Regions from separate parts of the Homo sapiens genome. Here region 2 is linked to region 1. A link is a loop called in an ENCODE intact Hi-C map of the cell type or tissue named here. Cell type or tissue: endothelial cell of umbilical vein. All regions are shown on one strand. Each heading gives the region's core, and the rest is flanking DNA. Links, peaks and the distances in the headings are about the cores only.

Region 1 (8,343 bases), core at 248-8,247:
GAAGTAGAATTGTACCTTGAGAAGGGACCACATCTGCTTGGATGAAGTTTTTATCATAAATGCAGAATTTCTACAGTGTGGGATAATTTATTGTTAGTTGGATGTTTTTCGTAAATTTTCTGTTACAGAGAAGATGTCTTAGACACATGGCACTTGTGTTAGGCAAATTCAGTTGTTGGGGCCGATTAATCTAACACAGTGGGAAAGTGATTTCTTTGCTTCAAAATCCAAATATACCATCTTGAGTAAAAATGTTTGTTAGATATTCTTTAACCACCTTGCTAACTTTTTTTTTTTTTTTTTTTTTGAGACAGTGTCTTGCTCTGTTGCCCAGGTTGGAGTGCAATGGCATGGTCTCGGCTCACTGCAACCTCTGCCTCTGGGGTTTAAGTGATTGTCCTGCCTCAGCCTCCCAAGTAGCTGGGATTACAGGCACCCACCACTACACCCGGCTAATTTTTTTTTGTATTTTCAGTGGAGACGGGTTTCACCATGTTAGTCAGGCTGGTCTCGAACTCCTGACCTCAGGTGATACGCCCGCCTTGGCCTCCCAAAGTGCTGGGATTACAGGTGTGAGCCACCATGCCCGGCCCCAGCTTGCTAACTTTCTAGGCCCCTGAATATTAATCTCTTAAAACACTATAGTTACCAAAATAATAATGATGATAATGATGAAAATGATTACAATCTTAATAGCTGATCTTTATTAAGAGTATGACATGTGTTAGGCAATATTCTCAGTGACTTATACGGATAATTTAATCCTTACAACAACCCATGAGGCAGGTACTAGCATTTGTCCAACTTACAGGTGAGTAGATTAAGCAATTTGCCTGAGGTCACATTGCCTGTGAGTTGTGGAGAAGGAATTCAAAATGTGCATTCTCATTCCAGAGTGTGTGCTCTTAAACTAAACTCTCTTTATTAATTTCTCACTCTTCTTCCCCTTACAAACACATGCACATCCCTTCAATGATCAATACTTGAAGTCATTGTTGACTAGGTGTGTTGAACTACTTCTCCTTTCCCCCATATGGCCCATGGTGAAGAGAAGATAAAGAAATGGCCATGAGGGCTGGGCACGGTGGCTCATGCCTATAATCCCAGCACTTTGGGAGGCCAAGGCGGGCAGATCACGAGGTCAGGAGATCGAGACCATCCTGACTAACATGGTGAAACCCCGTCTCTACTAAAAATACAATAAATTAGCTGGGCGTGGTGGCAGGTGCCTGTAGTTCCAGCTACTCAGGAAGCTGAGGCAGGAGAACGGTGTGAACTTGGGAGGTGGAGCTTGCAGTGAGCAGAGATCGCGCCACTACGCTCCAGTCAGGGAGATAGAGCTAGACTCTATCTAAAAAAAAAAAAAAAGAAAAAGAAAAGGCCATGAGGATTTTGGTAGAATGTGTCTATTTGCAGCCTGTGTTTTTAGGCTTAGCAATAGTAGCCTCTTCTATTTGGATCCCACTTTTTTAATTTTCAGAGAGGCTTTTTCTCCCTGTTGATTCATTTGATCTTTGAAACAGCCTCATGAACCATAGGAAAAATGACACTATTATTTTAAAGATGACAAAACTGACAACCAGAAAGCTTAAGGGGCTTTTTAAAGGCCATACAGATTACTGGAAGAAGATTTGGGACCATTTATAATATTGAAAGTAATAATAAAGCATTTATTAAATGTTTACCGTGTGCGAAATACCATGCTAATCACATCAGTGGCATTAACTCATATAACGCTCCACAGTCATAGACGTGAAATCACATGGCTGAAGTCCATTCCTAGCACATGACAGAGCCAGGTCCCAAACCCGGGGTGGGGCTCTCAGCTCTTTAGTCTCTAATTTCTGTTTTACTAGAGAGAAATGGATTTTCTTTAAAGACATAAAAGGGGACTTTATCCACATTAAAACACCTTTCTGTTTGTGGCAAATATTAATTATGACAACAATGGTTAATAATATCTCGGTGTTCACTATGGCAGCCACTCTACTGTCTATGTGCTTATTCAATCAATGAATATTTACTTACCACCCAGGTTCTGTCCTGGATGCAAGAAAACATGTATGAGTAAGACATTGTCTTTCGTGGAGCTTATATTATTTTGGGAGAAACATAAAGTAACCCAATAGTCACACATATTTATAAGCATAACAGCTCTATTTGTTTATATAAAGGAACATCTGGAATGTTCTGAGAGTTTATCAGTAGTGTCCTTTGATAAAGTCTGGGGATAGGGAAGTTTTCATGAAAAGGCCACATTCATATTGGGAATGGTGTAGAAGTGTTAACTACAAAGAGAGGAATGTTTCTAGGGAAAGCAGATTAATATGGGTAAGATTTGAGATTTTGGGGGTTTTGAGGAACTCACAGAAGATTAACTGGCTAGAGTATGTTTAGGGAGAAGAAGAATGACTCAAGACAGGCTTGGAAAGGCAAAACTACGCAGGTCTCATTAAGGATTTTGCTCTTTATCTAGGAGGAAGAGTAATCCATTGAAATGATGATTACGTGTGTCTGGAAAGATCTTTTAGCCTTAAGTGTAAAGAATAAATTGTGGAGGGCAAGGATGCCATGAGACCAGTTAGGAAGCTACTATGGTAATGTGGGCTAGACAGAGAGTAGCTTAGATGGGGGAAGAGTGGAGGAGATGGGGAGAGTGGATGGATTTAGGAATTACCTAAGAGGTAAATTTATCAGGATTTATTTGGGATTAGATGTTGGGTAAGCAAGAGGAAGGTGTGAGAATTCTTCCCAGATTTCTGGACTATGCAATATGCATTGTTTCATCTAATCCTCCTAATGCACTATGATTATTTTATTTCCAATTTGAAGACACAAACAGATTCAGAATGTCACTGTCCATCCCATGGTTATATACAGCACATCCACGGCAGAGCCAGGATTTGACCAGTGTGCTTAATCAGAAATTGGTGCTTCTGACAGCTGCTACACTGGGAAATGGGAAATAGGAAGAACTACCTGACCCACTATAGAAATAGGAGTCTTGGCCAGGAGTGGTGACTCACGCTTGTAGTGTCAGCACTTTGGGGGGCTCAAGGAGGGGGACTGCTGGAGCCCCGGAGTTCAAGATCAGCCTGGGCAACATGGCGAAACTCCATGTCTACAAAACATACAAAAAATTAGCTGGGGGTGGTGGTGCGTACCTGTAGTCCCAGCTACTCAGAGAGGCTGAGGTGGGAGGATCTCCTGAGCCCGGGAAGTAGAGGTTGCAGTGAGCTGTGATTGTGCCACTGCATTCCCGCCCCACCCTGGTGACGGAGTGAGACCCTGTCTCAAAATAAATAAATAAATAAATAAATAAATAAAGTCTTAAAAACAATAATTGAGCCATTGAGTATGGACTTTAATGAAAAAAATGGGCACCATTCTACTTTGAATATATGTACATCCTCAAAGACCAGTCTTATGACATCTGCTACTGCCATTCTTACGAGATCAGTGAGAAACGGACTAATATCTTTAGTGAGTATGATTTTGTTAAATGTTATTTTATAAGTAAAAAATACATGTTCATTGAAGAAAAATTAAAAGATACAGAAAAGCCAAAAGAAAAAAAAAATGAAAATCTCATGTTAACCTATAACTGAAGAGAAGGAGAAAATGCTTGCTTGGTTTTAGTTAAATAATAGCATACACTATGATTCTCTACCATGGGTATTTAGCAGGAAGCTCACTAGAGGCCTCAATTCCAGACCCAAAATTTTGTCAATACTTCGACTTTGGAAGAATTTTAGCCTTTAGGGCTCCAGTCTTCTCCTTTACAAAATGATGTGAAATGTTGCCCGCATTTAATTATCACAGTCTTTTTTTGAGCCTTAGAGCATGACAGTGCTGGACCTATTAGCATTATCACAGCATAGGAGAACTTAGCTTTGGGGGTTCTCAGACTATTTACTGGCTTCTTCAGCCCTATGACTCAGTTTCCTCATTGGTGGAGTGGAAACAATGATATTGACGTCAAAGGGATGTTTTGAGAAAAGCTCCCATGTGTGTAGAGCACTTGCTGGGCTCAGTGCCTACACAGAGCAAGCAGTCAACACACAGGCATCACAAATCTCCATCAACACATGGCAGGCAGCAGTTTGCTGGATAGTCTACCTCTTGTAGTCTTGAGGCTCCTGCTCTGGGGGAAGCAGAGTCCTGGAAGACCCACTAGCCCTTCTTGCCCTCACTTCCCCAACTTCACCTCCTACTGAACTACACTGTTTTGTTTTTGGGGGGTGGGGTGGGGTGGTGTGGGCGGGTAGGGAGGTGATACTTGCCAAAGGCTAGGCACTGGAGATATGACGTGTAGGACCCTAGTCTTTATTCTTAAGCAACAAGCAATGTAGTGGGGTTGGATAGTAAAGAGAAAAACTCCAACACAATTTAATCACTGTCATAGTACTATGAGCAAGCAGCTGTGAGGCCAGAGGGAGGGGGCGGGGAAGTGACTCATTTTGCCTGAAGGGACCTGAGAAGGCTTCAGGGAGAAGCCTTCATTTGTATGTAGCCTGGCAGGAAGGGTACAGTTTGTTGGGTGGAGAAAATGGGCATGAGCATCAGCCTGAGTGCTAGGGAAGAATCTTTTCCTGGAACTCATAGTCCATGAGACCCTACGGATTCCAAATCCATGGATGAAAAATCTGGGGCCAGAGTAGAGGGAAATGGAGTGGGCAGGTAAGGCTCTGCTGGTCTCTATCATCACCAGGCTTCTTTTTCTGCATCCCCTATGAATCCTCCAACATCTCCCAACATCTCTAGTCTGCCAAGTGTCTTTCCTGCGCCAGGGCCCCTTTTCCTATTTTAGATACTGACATGGTCCTCTGCCTCTCTTCTCCCACCCACAAAAGTCTGCCAGGAAGAAAAGATCAGACGTGAATGGTTTAACCTGTAGTGTAGTAATTTATGTGGGTTACATTGCTGTAATCCCTTTCCCATGTAACGTTTAAGTTTCTTTCCTCTTGTAGAATAAAACACTTTGATGCCAGAACCTCATTCTATCTTCTGATCCATGGTGTATGCACAATAGCTTTAGGCCCCAGGCAGCAGATGCATTCTGTTTGGTTAGTACAGTGTTGTATTCACTGTTGTTGTTTGTGGTAAATCACTTTCCAGTTTGTCACAGACCCCACCCCGCCCTACACACCCCTGTGTGTACTTATCACAGCCCCACTGCCTCTTCCACTTAGCTGACCTGCCTGGTCTGAAGACGTGTGCATTTGTGCTCCCCATTTTTAGCTTTGTTATTTCTTGACTTTTCATTGAGAAATTATATCAACCCCTCCTATAGTTATTCCCCCCTAGGTCAATTATTTATCTTTTTTTTTCTTATGCAGTTCTGCCAACAATACTGTATTGACTTGGACCTCAGTATTGGGCAATGTATTACAAGCATGCAAAGATTCCTTACTGTTTATTAGGACGGAGTTCAGGCTATGACACCTGATAACAGGGCGTTTCTCGCATACTTACAAAAACGAGAACTGAAGTTGCCATTTTTCTTTTTTTCTTTTTGAGATGGAGTTTCGCTCTTTCTCCCAGGCTGGGGTGCAGTGGCACTATCTCAGCTCACTGCAACCTCCGCCTTCTAGTTTCAAGCGATTCTCCTGCCTCAGCCTTCCGAGTAGCTGGGATTACAGGCGCCCGCCACCACGCTGGGCTAATTTTTGTGTTTTTAGTAGAGACGGGGTTTCACCATGTTTCTCAGGCTGGTGTGTAACTCCTGACCTCGTGATCCGCCCGCCTCGGCCTCCCCAAGTGCTGGGATTACAGGCGTGAGCCATCGCGCCCGGCCGCCATTTTTCTTAAAGTGAGACACAACGAAACAATATGTGATAATTTTACAGGAGTCCACCGTCAAATGTGGTTTCACTTTCTGCAGCTTCAGTTACCTGAGGTCAACCTCAGTCTGCAAATAGGTGAGTCCAGTCCAATAAGATATTCTGAGTGAGCAAGCGAGCATGTTCACATACCCTTTTTTTATAGTATAGTGTTATAATTGTTCTATTATTAGTTATTGTTAATCCCTTACTAGCCCCAATTTCTAAATTAAACTTTATCATAGGTATGTATGTGTAGAAAAAAATAGTATACATAGGATTCTGTACTATCTGTGATTTCAGGCATCCGCGAGGGGTCTTGGAATGTATCCTCCTTGGATAAGGTGGGATGACTGTAATTGATTCTTAAATGAATAGATGAAATCAATTATTTAGCCGACACTGTTTGTCTTTTCAACATTTGAAGAGGGCTTATCAAACCCAGCCGCTAAGGCATTTCCTCCGCAGGACTGAAAAGCACACATCTGTGAAGGAGAGGGGTTGAAGGATATTTGGGAGTTGGGGGAGGCAGATGGGATCATTCTCGGAACAAAAATGTTCTCATCTCCTAGATGAGTTTAGACTTTGTCTACACCAAGGTCACGTGGGGGAGATGGGATGTGTAATGTGATATTTATTTGGCAACGTATGTGGCCAGCCACATACATTGTGTGCTCAATTCAGCTTACAAGTGCCGGCTCCCGGCTCTGAGGGCCCCATGTGCTTTGACTTGGTGGAAGGCTGCTCTGCCAGGGTTTACGCATCCCTACCTCTGACCCGGTCATTATTCCCAATTATCATCCATTTAAAATAGTCAGCAGGGCAATAGCATGTGCACATCAAGGATCACAAAAGGAACTTGGGTTAGGAGGAATAAGAAATCTGTCCCACATGTGGCACTATTAAAAAGCTCTGGCTGAGACACACTGTTTATAGTCAGCAGTTGTCTGGAAAATAGATGTTTACTTGTAATGCGTGTATTAAGATCTTTGCCATTAGGCAATATATATCCTGGGTTGTGTCTTCTCCTACAGAAAACTCTACATTGGGACAAACCTTTAATTAGCAATTCTGTGGCAACAAAAAGTATTCAACACCAATACTGTTATATGTTGGCATTTCTGCTTATTATAAAAAAGGGAGACAGAGAGCCAAAACCTGGAACTTTTCTTTGGAAGGATGGCCTCTTTTTTTTTTTTTCTTTAATGGAATGCTCCATTTAAAACTGTAAGTGAAATATTTGCTAAATAAAGATTAAATTACTAACAGAAAAAAAAGTTCTCAATATTTGGCAAGAACTTAGACACACTGGGTTTCCCTGACCCGTGCATGCACCTTCTGATGAAAAGGTGCATTTTAATATGCCTAGGTGCATTCTTTGCATCAGACTCTCTCATCTGTCTAATGAATTTCTTTTGTTGGTGATGAGACTAGCTTTTCTGCTTCAGAACAGAAACATGGACAATGCTTCTGGAACAGGGACCAGGCACCACAAGACTTGTGTCCTATTCTTGCTTTTGACACAATATACATTTTTTCTGCCTCTATTATCTTAGCAAACAGACTTGTGCCCCTTGAATACCATCCTACGAAGGGATGATCCTACTTCTGTGAAGTTCTGAATAACATTACATTCTAGTGCTAAAATAATGAATTAACTTCAGACAAATTTGGTCTAAGATTAAGCAAGTGGACTCTATAGTCTGGGTGGCCTATCCTCGGCCTGGGCATATCCTTGGGCAGTGGGCAATGTTTTCTTAGTCTTGGTTCTTGTATATATAAAGCGGGACAATAATGCTTACTTCATAGGTTTGTGGTGAAGATTAAATGAAAAATAAAAAAAAATGTAAAGCCCCTAGCACAGATTCTCACAGATAGTTATCAATCAATGTTATTCATTAGGTGCGGAGGGATTCCCTAGTGTTTTTAAAACTTGAATGATGGCAGCTGGCAGAAGCAGCCACTGATTTTCACCCCCTCTGGCCCTTAGTAGGGGCCTAATACATATTTGGTGAATAGGTGAAGGAATAAAGGGCTACCAGAACAAGCCCCTAAATGTTAACTCCCAGCTCTACCAGTCTAAGCAACCAGCTCATTTTGCCAGATCACACACTCCTCTTCATCTTCTATATCTCTCAGTAGAACCCACCATTGCAATTAGAAGCAGGAAAAATGGTCACATATTCATCTAGAACTCTCTTAAGCCAAATCAACAAATACTTATTGAGGGCAACAGAGGTGAGCAGAGTGAGGTCAGGAATGATAATTCTCAGCATGGTTTCCAGAGCACGGCTCTGCAAAGATATACGACACAGTAAAAATCTAGAACAGTGTTTTGTTTTCGTAATTTATTTTTAATTTTAAATGATCTGATGGCATAAGATGAATCCTTACCCTCTTGTCCTGATCTGCTATTTCATTCCCTGCTAAGCACCCATTTCATCATATATGCTCACCTGGAACATTCAGACCTGCTGCCACAGTTAGAAAGATTCCTTTCTCAGTTGGTGCCAAAGGGATC
Region 2 (8,343 bases), core at 126-8,125, 68 kb before region 1:
ACACTCCTTGGCCTGGCATTCTAGGACCTTCATAATCTGATCCCTATCATACCTTGTTCTTTAGCTATACTCAACTCCTTGCTGTTTCCTAGACACACTTTGCTTTTCTTCCTCTCTTCCTTTGTTCATGCAGTTTTCTTCACATATGAAATCTCTGTCCATTTTCAGGGAAACTGTGAAGAAAGACACTTCCCTCAAAAAACTGTCTTTTCCATAAGAATCGCTTAGCTGGAGCTAAATGCCTTTTTAACCTATATGCCCACAGAACTTCCTGCATCTTATACCAGCCCTTATTACTCACACTATAACATGAAATATAAGGATCACAGGTAGGAGGCAGCATAAAGGATACTTTCTTGTAAATGTCACATCTGAACCCTACCTTTAAAGAACATTATCCCCTATTATTCTCTTTCATAGAATTTCGTTGTTTCTCTCATTTAACTTTGTTCATAATTTATATTTGTTCGTATACCCATTATTTAATATTTGCCTTACCTATAGCACTACAAACTCACTTTAGGAATGGACCGTGCCTGTATGTATATGTCTATCACCAGGGCTTAGCAAAAGTGCCTGGCTCATAGCATATGTTAAATAAATACTAGTTAAGTAAATAAGCAAAGAATGAAATGCCTGCAACTCTACCTAGATTGACAACTTGTGGATATCTTTGCACTTCACTGCTCCATCTATCCCGGTCCTTTTGCTAGCAGATGCCCAACCAACAGTAACTGAATTGGATTTTAACATTAAGTATTCATTTCTTTCTGTTGAGTGAGGAAACTATTGTGATCAACTTGTGGCCCTTTCGGTTTGTTCGTGAAAGAAAAGTCATCAAAAAGTAGGCAATAAGCTAGTCTTTGCTTGCATTCTGAGAGATTTATGCACCAGAGATTCCCAACATGCTTCCCAATAAAAGCCTTTTCATGGTAACGCAGATCTACAAAGTGGATGTTAGTTGCAAAAAGATAATTAACAAATCTCTGACCTAAGTCTGTTTATACTGCTACTGTTAAGGGTAAACATGTTAGTTTAAGAAAGACATTTTGCCTTAATTCTAAGTGTTCACACATGAAAATGTTGTCAGGTATGGATTCTGGCTATGAAATTAACACCTGCAGAAATTTATATTTGTGTTCATATTGTGGATGACCCATAACTTTAATGAGGGCAGAACATAATTCATGTGTGAAAAAATTGACCAGACAAATTGTTCAACCGTTCATCTATTTGTTACTATTTTGTACTTTAATCTTTCATTCATTCATCTGCTGACTTGACAAGTACCAGAGTGGTAATTGTGGGCTTAGTAGAGTGAAAGCTATAAGCTCACACAAAAGGTATCAGTACCAGCCCTCAGTGAGAGCTTAGTGTGCATAAAATGATCACAGAAGGCTTTATGGAGAAGTCAATACATTAAAAAAAAAAAAAAGCTTCTTCCCTTTAACAAACCAACAGAAAAATGGGATCTTTGTTCAGTAATTTTATTTTATTTTATTTTATTTTGGAGAAGGAGTCTCACTCTGTTGCCCAGGCTGGAGTACAGTGGTGCTATCTCAGCTCACTGCAACCTCTGCTTCCCGGGTTCAAGTGATTCTCCTGCCTCAGCCTCCTGAGTAGCTGGGATTACAGGCTCTCACCGCCATGCCTGGCTAATTTTTGTATTTTTAGTAGAGATGGGGTTTTGCCATTTTGCCCAGGCTGGTCTCGAACTCCTGACCTCAAGTAATCCACCTGCCTCGGCCTCCCAAAGTGCTAAGATTACAGGCATGTGCCACCATGCCCAGCCTTTTGTTCAGTAATTTTATATTGCTCTTTTCTGTTGGGCCCATTTGGTCATTAACCATACTGTGAGTGTGTGTTTGTATGTATACATTACGCATATGTGTTTGCATGTATATAGTAAACTAGCTATGCCTAAATTCTGGCTGTGAAGGAAAAATGGAGGAAATTAAAATTTCTAATTTTCAAAATCCATTGTTTATGAAATGTCTTTAAACTATAGAACTCATCATTAATAATAATCTACTGTGTGGTGAGCCAGTACAATATATAGTCAGGTGGAAACACTGGTGGGAAACCAGGGTAGGAGGCACAGCATGGGTCACTCAACTGTCTGTCTCTAGAGAGTGTCTAGGGCTTTGAGTTATGTGATATAAAAGTCACTGGCTTAAATTTATCTCTGTTGTCTTTCTTTCAATGTTTTCCTTTGATTTTCAAAGTTTTGTTTACTAGGTTCATGTGTTTAGTCTATCAAGAAGCAATCAGAATACAACTAGCAACAGACATTACTCTCCATGCATAAGATCCCTTCAGATATAGAAGAATCTACCAGTACCCAGGTGAAGAAGAAACAGTTGTCACTTGCTAAAGGGTCTCCTGGAACCTTTTCTCCAGATCACAGTGAGCAGAGCCCTAAAGGGATCTCAGTTATGTCTGAATCGTTTCAGGTCCATCACACAGTGTATAAAATGATGAACATTTGGCAAGGCGCAGTGGCTCACGCCTGTAATCCTAGCACTTTGGGGGCTGAGGCAGGTGGATCACCTGAGGTTGGGAGTTCGAAACCAGCCTGACCAACATGGAGAAACCCCGTCTCTACTAACAATACAAAATTAGCTGGGTGTGGTGGTGCATGCCTGTAATCCCAGCTGCTCTGGAGGCTGAGGCAGGAGAATTACTTGAACCTGGGAGGCGGAGGTTGTGATGAGCCGAGATTGTGTCATTGCACTCCAGCCTGGGCAACGAAAGCAAAACTCTGCCTCAAAAAAAAAAAAAAAAAGAAAAAAAAAAAGGTCAACGTTTACATTACACCACCAGCAAAAGAATAAAACCCCATAATTATAATGGAAGATCTCTACCTTTTCTTTAATTGTATTTCCTCTGCCCTCATTGCCCCCAGCCCCCTTGAGGTAACCACTCTTCTGGATTTGCAGGTCTGCCCTTATTTTCTGAATACCGTAGAGGGCAATTTGGTTTGTATGAACTCCAGATTCAGTTACTCAGCAAGGAGAATTTCCAATTCTTTGGGATTTTCTGCCTTAGATGATCACTAAATTCTTTTTTTTATTAGTTGATTTGACCCCCTGAAGATAATTTAAATTTGACTGGGGTATTTAAGCATGTGGATTCAACTTGAGTAAGTTGTTCCACAGAGACCATGGCCAAACTCTCCATTAATTCGGTTCACTTATGGTGAGCAGCAGTAAGACTGGGAGGAACCAGGAGGATGTAAAAATAGAAAACTAAGGGAATCCTAAGGGAAAGGCTAATGAGAAATTTTGGGAACATAATTGTCATCCAACTATTTTAGGGACTGTCATTCTTCATACTCCTGACACCTAACGAGTCATCGAGTATTCTCAGTTCCGCTTCTTAAATATCTCTCAGCTCTGTCCCTTCCTCTTCATCTGCATACACAGTGCCTTAGTGTATTCAGGCCCCTGTCACTGTGGCCCGTTCTATTGTAATAAGTCCTTCTCATTTCCTGACTCTACTCGCTGCCCTCTTAATTCATTCCTTTCACTGAACTCAGAAATATCTTTCCAAAACACACATCAGAGTAAGTTACTCCATTTTGCTTGACACCTTTCAGTGGCTCCCCATGGAGGTCAGGATACAATCCTGTCTTCATAGTCAAGCTGCCTCTGCAGCTTCCTGGATCGGTTTTCTCTGCTGCTCACCCTTGCTCCAATCATGCTGAGCTCCATGCAGTGTCTTCCTCTCATGTAGATGTGCCTGTGGCTGCTGTTACCTCCTGCTTGTCCTTCAAGGCTTAGTTAGGTATACTGTCACTTTTTCTGGGAGGCTTTCCTTGATTGGCTCTTTTCGAGTTCTCATGACACCTCCAGACTCTTCTATCTTTGCACTTGATAAACTGTCCTGTAAGGTTTTACTAGTTCATCTCTCACCCTTTACTGTAGGTTCCTTAGAAGGTAGGGACTGTGGTGTTTATTTCTGAACTATGGCACTCCCCTACAATGCCTGATCTAATCCATGCTTGTGAAACAGATGAATGTATGCATGCATGAGTGAAACTAATGGAGCACAATTGAGGGCTATTCCCCCACTTGCACGTAAGCTCCAAGAAGGATGAGGTTTTTGACTGTTTCATTCTTTGCTTAGCCTCTGTACCAAGAACAGTGTATGTCACATAACTGGTACTCAATAAGCAGTTCATGAGAGAGTGATCTATGACTTTTTCTGTGTGGCTGCAAAACTGTGACTTTTTCTTGGTAATTCCAGGGAGACTGTCTGAGGTACCCATTCCTGCCCTCTGACTCACTACCAGGAGGCTCAGCCCTGTGCATGCCTCAAGCTCACCGATCAGGTCTAACAGCATGATTGACACTTTCTCTCTCCACCGGACAAGTAGTTTTCAAAATATTGGTGTGTGAACCACCTGGGAAACAATTGCACCAGAGTCACCCAAGGTGCATGTTAATATGACAGGTTCCTGGGTCCCACAGCACACTAGCTAAATCAGAATTTCTGGAGTGGCTCCAGGAATCTGCATTTTCGCCAACTTTCTACTTGTTTCCTATGGACACTAGGAAGATTCAACAGTGGCATGGGCTGCTCTAGAAGGGTAGTGAATACCCATCACTATAGAAGGTCTAGAAGAGGTTGGGCAGCCTAGGACTGATAACACTGGGCGTGTGTTTCACTCTCCCACTGCACCTCCTAAATAGGAAAAGAGTAGCATCGTCCCTGGCCCAACAGGCACTCAGTAAAACTTGCTGAAAAGAATGGATAGATTCCGAGATTTGTTCATACAAAATTATGTAAACACATGTAAATGTTTATTCATTATCTACATGCTCAGTGATTTACATGAACCAATAATTAGTCCGTTTTGTTTTTGGACTTGAAATTCTCTTTATGTTCTCAAATAACACAGCTGATTTTAAGCCATTAAATTTCTTCTCTAACACTTTCATTAAAGTCACAATTTTCTGAGTATTACAAAATTCCCATAAAGAGGAATCCCTTAAAGTTAGTGTGTGTGAAGTTGACCTGGAAAAGGGAAAATGGGTCTTGAAATTGAGGAACCACAGTTATAACTACCTTAACTAATTTACAAAACACTGTCCATGAAAGAGGATGTAAAAAAATGTAAACGTGGTGTGCACAACACAAACGGTTTCTTTCATTTGACAAAAGATACCTCTTGTTCCTCTCTATAGTCGGCATGTTTTATCTTTAGCATTTACAAAGCATTGGCATTTTCAAGAATATTATTCAGATCACCTTGATGCTTTCCCTCCTGGGATCTTCCTTCCCAATCAATAGAAGTGCCAGCAGCAGGAAGAATCAAGAAATCCTTGTTGAGCTGAGAATGCCTGTTCAGAACAAACTGGGAGGATTTCCTGACTTGTTTATCTTTGGGATTTTCAGCCGGTGACCATGAATTCCTCCAAAGATGTACTTTTTGATCTTTTGATATAGTACACAGGCAATCATTTTTACCCCTCTGGGTTTCACGAATTTCAATATCTGCGTTTTCTGTTGTTTTAGATGTTTAAAGGAGATGATAAAAATGCTGCAACCCAGATAATGATCACCTTACTCTTCAAAAATACTGCCCAAGGTACTGCTGATTATCATTACCTCTCTGTATCTGGTCTCTTTCACTACATGGTAGGAAATTATGTATGGTGGGTTGAATGGCTGCCCCTGTCCCGACCCCCTGCACTCCCTCCATCCCCCATCTTCCTACCCCCAACAAAATACGTGTCCATTTGGACCCTGAGAATGTGTTCACCTTGAATCTGTGAATGTGAGGCAGGAGAATAGGGTCTGGAGGCTGGGAATATAAGGCCAATTCATGCTGACTTCCTAGAACTAAATCAAATGGAAACACTTCAGCTATGACAAGAAAAATCCTCTCTATTTACATAGGGATTACACTGAGTAAATGACTTTGTAACTTTACTTCATCCTCTTCATTTACATAGGGCATACACCAAGTAACCAGTGGAAACCTCTAGATGGTATTTAAACCCCAGAAAATTCTGTAAACGGGGGTTTGAGCCCCTATGCTTGGGCCTGCTCCCACCCTGTGGACTGTATTTTCATTTTCAATAGATCTCTGCTTTTTTTGCATCATTCTTTCCTTGCTTTGTGTGTTTTGTCCAGTTCTTTGTTCAAGATGCCAAGAACCTGGATACCCTCCACTGGTAACAAATATGACTTTGTTTTTAGCAAGCAACTTTGCAGTGTAATTAAGTTAAGGATCTTGAGATGAGATCATCTTGGAATATCTGGGTGGGCCCTAAATCCAATGACAAGTGTCCTCATAGGAAGGGAAGATACACACAGAGGAGAAGGTGGTGTGAAGATGGAAGCCAAGACTGTTGATACCAGTTGGAGAGCACCAAGAACTACCCGCAGCCACTGAAAGCTAGGAGAGAGGCATAGGACTGTCTCCTTCAGACCCTCCAGAAAGACCAAACCTGCCCGTGCCTTGATTTCAGACTTTTGGCCTCCCACATTGTGAGAGAATAAAATTTTGTTTTTGAAGCCATCTAGTTTGTGGTAATTTGTTATGGCATTCCTGGGAAATGAATACACTGTACTTTGGATCCAGTATCTCCCAGTTATTACCATATCAGTCTCATCAGGCTAGAATTATCCTGAGGTTTACGCCTCCTGCTATAGTAAGAGGAGTTTTACTCCAGAGTCTATGCTGGGCATCAGGGCCTTTAGGGACAACCATGGTCATCTTCTGGTGGAGAAAACGGAAAACTAGCTAATATTTGTTGGTCATTTGTTATTCGTCAGGTGTGCTAAGAGATTTACATGCATTACCTTAATCTTCACAGTAGATCTACGTATGAAATCAGGTCTGTTATTTTCTTCCATTTTCTAAATGAGGAAACAGAGCCTCAGGGGATTTCTCATGTATGAATTTAGGGAATCATACTGTCGAGGGTAGGGCTGAACTCCTAACCTGGATCAGCCTCATACCAAAGTCTTTTCTCTGTATCACAGGAATTATGGGGAAAACAAAGAGAGCCCCTTGAGGGCCAGGGCCATACTAAGCAGATCTTTCACATTCATGAATGCATTCTTAGAGATCTGTGTGACTTCTTAGGTTCTAGAAATCTCTCTACTTGAGAAGGGGACAGTGGGCTAACTCATGAAAGAACTCTCAGGATGAGTGACTTAAATCTGATTCTTATTTAATCCCCCAAACAGGATTATGTGATCATCATTATTAACACTATGCCAAGGTATACAAGTCATGAGATACGGAGGTTGCTCATGAATAGAAGAAACCACCAACATCACATTTCAGAATCTATTTATTTTGTGAATCACTTTACATTTTAAAATGTATCTTTATCCTAGAAAAAAATGTTGATAAATATCTCTCTAATCTCTGTGTAGAAAGGAATTTTTTAAATCCTTAAAATTAATGGAAGGAATCACAAAGTAAAATTTAGATAGGTTCGACTTCATAAAAATTAACTGCATGTCAGAAAGTATGTTAAGCAAAATTAAAGGGCAGACAAACATCTGGGGAAACACTTAGAGCAAATATAAACAAAGATTTAGTAATACTATAGGATGACTTTATACATATTGATAGGACAAACAACACTATTCTCCAATAGATAAATGAAGCAAGACGTTAACTATCTCAATGATTTTTACAAAGTGTATTCAGCAGCAGAAAGAAGCATCATAAAATGCCAAATCCACAAGGTAAGCTATAAAATCATGTTCAATATACTAATGAAAGGTAACATTTATTCAGGGCTCATCACATGCCAAGCACTGTATTGAGTGCTTCCCATGCCTTATCTCCTTGAGTCCCCAAGATAACCTAATGGGGTATGCACTGTTAGCATTTTCATTTTATATATGAGGAACCTGAGGCTCAGAGTGGTGGAGTGACTTACTTGATGTCATGCAACAAATCCCTAGCACAGCTGGGACTCAAACTCAGGTCTTTCTCTGAAGTCGTAATTCCTTGTTTCCAATGGCTTACTATGTTAAGTGACCTGGGCCCCTGCCTTTTGCTCTTTATACCTCTCATAGTACCTTGCAAATAATTCAGCCTTCTGAATTATGGGAGGCAGAGTAATTTATTGCTTAAGATAACAGTTTTAGGATCAGAATGCTCTAGGTGGCCCCGGACAATGTAACTGCTCCCATCTTCAGTTTCTTTACCACAGTAAATTGTGGCAAGGATTAAGTGAATTTGCATGCTTGGAGGGCCTGGGACATTTCCTAGGACATAGAAGATGATCAGAAAATGGCAGGGAATACTAAATAGAATGGCATCATATCCCTTTGTGTGTAATAAGGCAGAATTATTTGTTATTTTAACAG

The links. Peaks named below come from ENCODE experiments on the same cell type or tissue, not always from the same donor. Only the 100,000 strongest peaks of a DNase experiment are listed, where the experiment ranks them.
Region 2: a loop joins it to region 1, with 2.8 times the contacts of the local background. A loop is called at or near these places in 8 of 110 quality-filtered maps.

The regions. Positions count from the first base shown.
Region 1 is chr1:60,871,008-60,879,350 of GRCh38, reverse strand. No RefSeq gene overlaps it. Among named protein-coding and RNA genes, the nearest start is that of NFIA-AS2, 96 kb to the left of the region's middle. In endothelial cell of umbilical vein, for the core only: no CTCF peak of the experiment used is centred there; DNase peaks (open chromatin) are centred at 3,980 and 4,430; H3K27ac peaks cover 497 bases.
Region 2 is chr1:60,938,430-60,946,772 of GRCh38, reverse strand. It overlaps NFIA-AS2 (NFIA antisense RNA 2), which reads left to right. Exons shown (of 7, transcript NR_110617.2): 6 at 5,521-5,593; 7 at 6,142-6,529. Among named protein-coding and RNA genes, the nearest start is that of NFIA-AS2, 28 kb to the left of the region's middle. In endothelial cell of umbilical vein, for the core only: no CTCF peak of the experiment used is centred there; no DNase peak of the experiment used is centred there; H3K27ac peaks cover 201 bases.